2 separate regions of the Homo sapiens genome follow, and region 2 is linked to region 1. A link is a contact called in ENCODE POLR2A ChIA-PET data. All regions are on one chromosome and are shown on one strand. Each heading gives the region's core, a stretch centred on a gene start or an enhancer-like site at or near the end of the contact. The rest is flanking DNA. Distances are from core to core; before and after follow the strand shown.

Region 1 (3,553 bases), core at 90-2,589:
ATTTTCTCAGGAACATCCTGCCGTTATGAGCTTCGGGGGAGGAGGTGAGGCATAAACAGTAGGGCCCTGCTAACACATATAAATTAGGTGTCTTCATATAAATTAGAAAAAAGGCCCCTGCTGGCCAGGCGTGGTGGCTCACGCCTGTAATCCCAGCACTTTGAGAGGCCGAGGTGGGCGGATCACGAGGTCAGGAGTTCGAGACCAGCCTGATCAACATGGAGAAACCCCCATCTCTACTAAAAATACAAAAATTAGCTGGGCATGGTGACACGCGCCTGTAATCCCAGCTACTCAGGAGGCTGAGGCAGGAAAATCGCTTGAATCCAGGAGGCGGACATTGCAGTGAGCCGAGACTGTGCCACTACACTCCAGCCTGGGCAACAGAGTGAGACTCCGTCTCAAAAAAAAAAAAAAAAGAAAGAAAGAAAGACAAAAGGCCCCTGCTGACTGAGGAACTACAAACAAGCAGACTCCCTCCAGTCTGCTGCAATGGGTGATGCAGGCAACTGCCCCTCTCAGCCCATCCCTCTGTACAGGGCACAACCTGCCCAACTGTGTGCAACAGGTCTTACAACGTTCCTGTCTCAGACATGGTCCAGGAAAACCCAGAAGTCCCAGAAGGAGCAAAACAGAACAGTCAGCCTCTCGTATCCATGGCTTTGGCATATAACCAATTGTGGATCAAAAATATTCAAAAAAAGAAAAAATAATAATACAACAACAGAAAATAATACCAAAAAAACCCAATGCAGTGCAATAACTATTTACATAGCATTTCCATTGTGTTAGGTATCGTAAGTAATCCAGAGATGACTTAAAGTATATGGGAGGATGTGCATAGGTTATATGCAAATACTACTCCATTTTACAGAAGGGACTTGAGCATCTGCAGATTTTGTTACTGTTGGGGCTTCTGGAACCAGTCCCCGTGGCTACCCAGAGACAACTGTAGCTATCTGAACACGAGAGAACAGGAAGCTCAAGAACACATGAAACCAACTTTGTAAAAGCAAAGTTAAGTGATATTTCAATTTGTTCATTGGAAATGTTGGAAAAATTGCCATCTTTAGCACGAAAAGCAAAGATAAACTGTGCACCAACTGTGGCAGGATCCACCTCTACCAGTTTCACAGGCCCCTCTGCTCCCAGGCGTGGCTTGGACCTTGAACTGAATGTCCTGATTGGAGGCAAGCTCTGCAGACAGGGAAGGGGCCCCAACAGCTAAGTCCTGACTTCATGAGGTTAACCCAGGAGGGTGCCCTTGCCCCACCAAGCCCCACCAGGCTTACCTCATCCAGCCCCGTGACAGAGTAGGCGTGACCTCTGACCAGCCCGCAGGCCATTCTTGTCTCATACTGAACCGGAATGATTGTCTGTAGAGCAGTAACCAGAGAACCCATTAGGGGCGGGGGAACAGAAGTTCTGCTGCTTGGAGGCAAAGTTCATACTAGTTCATTTTCCGGGCTCTGTGAAGACACAGACCACTCTGCTCCCTGAAAGTGTGCCTCACGACCACGAACGGACCTTCAGTGGCCCTTTAAGAGTGCCAAGAGACACAGCTCCAGACAGGCTGGTCTCCCTGAGAAGGCTCTGTCCTGACCATCAGAGAGCAATGTGGATGCTGGGATGTGGGGTGGGTAACAGTGTCCTGCCCCTCCTTTCTGGACCCCTTAGTATCCTTCAAAGGAGGAAGGGGTAGAGTTGGAGGCTGCCCTGGGCTTCAGGATCCCCCTTCCCCTGAAGCCATCCAGGGTTGACTATTCCTGGAAGAGAAAGAGGTTGAGAAAAGGGGTTAAGTGACACATGTAAGTCTAGCTTTTTCTTTTTTTCTTTCTTTTTTGTTTTTTGAGACAGAGTCTTGCTGTGTCGCCCAGGCTGGAGTGCAGTGGCGCGATCTCGGCTCACTGCAACCTCTGCCTCCCGTGTTCCAGCGATTCTCCTGCCTCAGCCTCCCGAGTAGCTGGGATTACAGGCACGTGCCACCATGCTCAGCTAATTTTTTGTATTTTTAGTAGAAACGGGGTTTCACCATGTTAGCCAGGCTGGTCTCGAACTCCTGACCTCAGGTGATCCACCCGCCTCAGCCTCCCAAAGTGCTGGGATTACAGGCATGAGCCACTGCGCCTGGCCAAGTCTAGCCTTCTTTACATCCCCTCACCTCCTCCACACCCACCTGGAACATAATATTCAAGAAATCAAGAGTCCCAGTGCCCAGGGAGAGAATTCTAAGAAAGCCCGAGGAGATCCCTGCTCAGACATGACCGTGCCTAAGGAGTAGCTCTTCCATTTGCAGAAATTTCCAAGTTGCAGCCATGGGGGATCCTTGGCAGAAGGGCAGGATCACTAAAGTCCCATGAGCCCTGGATAGGCTCTCTATGGCTTCCATGTGCCTACTAACGTAACAGCTTTAAAAGGAGCTTCCCGGAGCCTTGCTAGGCCGCGGAATTCCTAGAGCTGTTTTCAGGGCGAGGGGTATGGGTGGAGCCAGGGCTTTTGGTATCTCAGCCTCTCCCAGATCTCAGTCTCTTCCAGATCTCAGTCCTCATGATCCAGATCATGCTGAATAGACTGGGAGGGGGCGGGAGACTCATTAATCCTTAGTTCTAGACCTAGGAAGCTGCTTGAAATGACTCTTCTGTCATTACCTAAGCATATCATTCAACCCAGCAATTCTACTGCTGGGAATCTGTCCTATGGAAGTCACCATGGATGTATACAAAGATGTATCTATTGGGATGTTCGTTATAGCATTTTAGAATAGTAGCAAAACAAAACAAAACAAAGAAAAAAAAGAACTCAACTTTCCAATAATAGGGTATTGGGTAAATAAATTATAACATATCTGTGTGTTTGAATATTGTGTAGCTATTAAAAAATGTTACAGGAGAATACTTTGGGCACATTAAGAATATCAAACTAGGCCGGGTGTGGTGGCTTACACCTGTAATCCCAGCACTTTGGGAGGCTGAGGCAGGTGGATCACTTGAGGTCAGGAGTTCAAGACCATTCCAGCCAACATGGTGAAACCCCGTCTCTACTAAAAAATACAAAAATTAGCCATGTGTGGTGGTGTGTGCCTGTAATCCCAGCTATGTCGGGAGGCTGAGGCAGGAGAATTAGTTTAACTTTGGAGGCAGAGGTTGCAGTGAGCCGAGATGGCACCACTGTGCTCCAGCCTAGGGAATAGAGCAAGACTTGGTTTCCAAAAAAAAAAAAAAAAACAAAAAAACAAAAAAAACTAACTGAAAAAAGCAGGCTGCAAAGAGGTACATACAATATGATAACATTTTAAAAATAAAAATACAGATTCAGTGTGTGCATAGAAAAATCCTGGAAGAACATATACTAGATGTTAAGAGTGGTTATCTTTACATGGGGAAAAATATAAGTGAAATTTTCCTCTGTGTTTTTCTGTATGGCTCAGTATTCTCCAGTGAGCAGGTATAACTTATGAAAATACTAGAATATAAACTCTACAAGAGGGAGACCTTGCTTTTTCCACAAATATTGAAAAAGAGGAGAGAATTTGCTTTGTTTGCTAGAGGAGTGC
Region 2 (3,454 bases), core at 343-2,842, 100 kb before region 1:
AAAAAAAAAAAAAAAAAAAAATTAGCCAGGTTTGGTGGCACACATTTGTAGTCTCAGCTACTCAGGAGTGTGAGGGAGGAGAATCGCTTGAAGTGTTGGAGGTTGTAGTAAGCCAAGATCGCGCCACTGCACTCCAGCCTGGGTGACAGAGTGTGAGACTCCATCTCAAAAAAAAAAAAAAAGAAAGAAAGAAAGAAAGGGGCCAGGGGCAGAATGATACAGTTTGGCTATTCATAATCTCATCTCGAATCTGGTGAGAGGTGATTGGATTATGGGGGTGGTTTCCCCCATGCTGTTCTCATGATACTGGTTTTATAAGGGGCTTTTTCCCCTTCACTGTCTCTCTCCTGCCATCCTGTGAAGAAGGTGCTTGGCTTCTCCTTTGCTTTCCACCATGATTATAAGTTTCCTGAGGCCTCCCCAGCCATGCAGAACTGAGAGTCAATTAAACTTCCTTCCTTTATAAATTACCCAGTCTCGAGTATTTCTTTTGCTTTTTGTTTTTTTTTGAGTTGGAGCCTGACTCTGTCTCCCAGGCTGAAGCTCAGTGGCACGATCTCGGTTCACTGCAACCTCTGTTTCCCAGGTTCAAGTGATTCTCCTGCCTCAGCCTCCGGAGTAGCTGGGATTACAAGCATATACCACCACGCCTGGCTAATTTTTGTATTTTTAGTAGAGATGGGATTTCATCATGTTGGCCAGGCTGGTCTCGAACTCCTGATCTCATATGATCCTCTCTCCTCGACCTCCCAAAGTGCTGGGATTACAGGCGTTAGCCACCAAGCCCGGCCTTGGGTACTTCTTTATAGCAGTGTGAGAACGCACTAATACAGACCCCATTCCAGGAGATGACAAATAGCAAAAGGCAAAATGATACTCCCTTCTTGACTTTTTTTTCCTCTCCCACTTTTATGTCTTTACGTTTCCTCCTACCATCAACTGCCTTTCCTAACATTGTGGTGACTGATTAAAGAAGAAAAAAAGGACGAGATGAAACTACACTTTACAGTACTTTTTCCCCCCACCACTCCAATCCCGAATTGTGAAATTCATTCTTTTCCTGATCCTCTAATTTGTGCAGTAATGCCGCGAGGTAAGGCTGAACCTTTCTAGAGAGCAAGGGCTATCCAATACCAGGAACCTCAGAGTCCTTCCTCAAGCCATTATCTCAGAGCTATCTGATCACTGTGGTCACCATACAGGCAGTCTATTAATGTCAACTACAGCAACACAGTAAGGGTGAGGGGCGGAAAGTGATCTCTGTTTAATTTCGAGGAAGGGTCCAGAGAATTACCATCCAGCTACCCTTCCTCCACTGGTCCCTCGATGTTCTCCCGGCACCTCCCGTCCTCTCTCCGGGCCCATCTGCCGAGTAAGGGCCAGAGAGCCCCCTCCTCCGCTTAAGCCCGACCCCACCAACTTTTCAACCAATACGATACACTCTTTCTTCTCAGGACATAGTCTCAGACTTCATCCCGGCCAGCTCCCTCCGTCCCACTCCTGGAGACTCACCAAGCGGGCGAGGCCACTCCTCTCCGGCGGCAACTCGGACACCCCAACACCGGACCTGGCGCTGCACCCTAGTCGCGCCTGCGCGCGCCGAGCCCGCGCGCCTGCTCACTTCCCGTTCGCCGCGGACACAGACACACCCCTGCAGCTGGAGCCAATCACGGTGCTGGGGGTTTAAATGTCCCTGCCACGCAGACGGAGAGTCTGGGAATTCACTAGTTAACCGGATAGATTTCAGTCCTGCCCGAAGCTGGGAGGTGTTCATGCAATAAACATTTACTGAGGGCAAACCGTATGCCAGGCACTGTGCTGGATGAACGCTGAAGAAAAGAAAGCGAATACAGTGCTTTCCCTGCTCTTCATCGCCTTTCAATATGTCTAGACTAAGATATAGATATGTAAACAAATTATAGTGGATAGAATACAGTGCATAGCACATAGAAAATTTGAGGCGCCTTTGGCTGATAATGAACAAAGCGTTTTATTCTTAGGGGTGTCTGGAAGGGTTCCCGGAGGAAGTGACTTGAGTCATGAAGGATAAGTAGGAGTTCCCCCGGAAATCCGGCAGAGAAAGAGCTAGAGTTTTCCAGGCTCTGGGGAACAGCTTATGTCGAGAACAGCATAACGCCTTCTGGAAATTTCTAGTAGTTCATCCTTGTTAGAGGCTTAGTGCTAATCGTACATCCCCGAGTGTAGAGGAAAGAAAGCTTTAGAAGGCCAACAATCGCTAGATCTTGGAAGGCCTTGGAATTTTAGACCACTTTGTACTAGGGGCACTGAAAGCTATTGAAGAGTTTTAAGCAGATGGAGGATTATTGTAAACTATTTGCTGCAGGAACCCCTCCATGCACCTCTAAGAATAAAATAAACTGCTGGAAATCAAGAAAAGAAAGTGCTTCACCAGGCACAGTGGCTCACGCCTGTAATCAATCCCAGCACTTTGGGAGGCTGAAGCGGGCAGATCACGAGGTCAGGAGTTCCAGACCAGCCTGGCCAACATAGAGAAACCCCATCTCTACTAAAAATACAAAAAATTAGCCGGGCATGGTGGCAGGCGCCTGTAATCCCAGCTAGTCGGGAGGCTGAGGCAGGAGAATCGCTTGAACCTGGGAGGCGGAGGTTGCAGTGGGCCAAGATCATGCCATTGCACTCCAGGCTGGGCAACGAGAGTGAAATTCCGTCCCCCCTACAAAAAAAAAAAAAAAAGAAAGAAAAAATAGCTGGGTGTGGTGGCGGGTGTCTGTAATCCCAGCTACATTACTATCATAATGTCTATCACTGGCGACAGTGCCAGACTCCATCTCAAAAAAAAAAAAAAAAAGTGCTTCAAGGAGTAAGTAGTCTATTCCTAAGGGATCAAGGAAGATGAAGCCTGAGAAATGTTTTTTTTAATTTCATAACACAGAGGTCACTGATTATCTCAGTGAAAGCTGTTTGTTGGAATGCTGGGGTTGAAAAAAACAACTTAGTAGTTTGGAGGTGGGGGAGATGTAGAGATGGGGACAAGTTGTAGAATGCTTTTGGAAAGTTTGGCCTTGACAGGGAGGAAGGAGGGAGAATGATGAAGGATCAAGATTTTTTGTTTTTGTTTTTTTGATTTTTGTTAGAATTAAGACAGGAGAAACTTGAGCATGGTAGGGAAGATTCAACTGAGAAAAAAATGGTTGAATAAAGGAAGAGAAGGGATAGTCAGTAGGCAAAGATCTTGAAAGGGTAAGAATAGAGGCAGTTTAGAGGCAGTTCGAAACACTGGTAAGAATAATGGTTTTGGAAGAGGGCAGGGAGGGAGAAAGAGAGAGAGAGGAGATATTTCCCCAATTATGAGAGGAAGTATGTTTCTGTATGTTTAGTAACAGGAAGTTAAAGTTCTCATTTGCTGACTTGTTTTCTCTGTGAAGTTGAAGATGGGGTCATCTTCTGATAGAAAAGGAGGTGGTATTGGGAG

The links. ChIA-PET counts read pairs that join two places held with the same protein, here RNA polymerase II (POLR2A).
Region 2: POLR2A ChIA-PET joins it to region 1 with 12 read pairs in HepG2. The contact joins the promoter of SNAP23 here to the enhancer-like site in region 1. POLR2A ChIA-PET finds 5 or more read pairs at or near these places in 4 of 52 experiments (HepG2, IMR-90, Panc1 and 1 more).

What each region holds. Positions count from the first base shown.
Region 1 is chr15:42,390,462-42,394,014 of GRCh38, reverse strand. CAPN3 (calpain 3) reads right to left here. Exons shown (of 24, transcript NM_000070.3): 7 at 1,293-1,376. Among named protein-coding and RNA genes, the nearest start is that of CAPN3, 33 kb to the right of the region's middle. Within about 2 kb of position 1,339, at least 3 of the 41 ENCODE cell types and tissues checked have a DNase peak (open chromatin) inside an H3K27ac peak, as active enhancers do.
Region 2 is chr15:42,493,772-42,497,225 of GRCh38, reverse strand. SNAP23 (synaptosome associated protein 23) reads right to left here and starts at 1,592. Exons shown (of 8, transcript NM_003825.4): 1 at 1,513-1,592. RefSeq lists enhancers at 832-1,375, 1,376-1,919.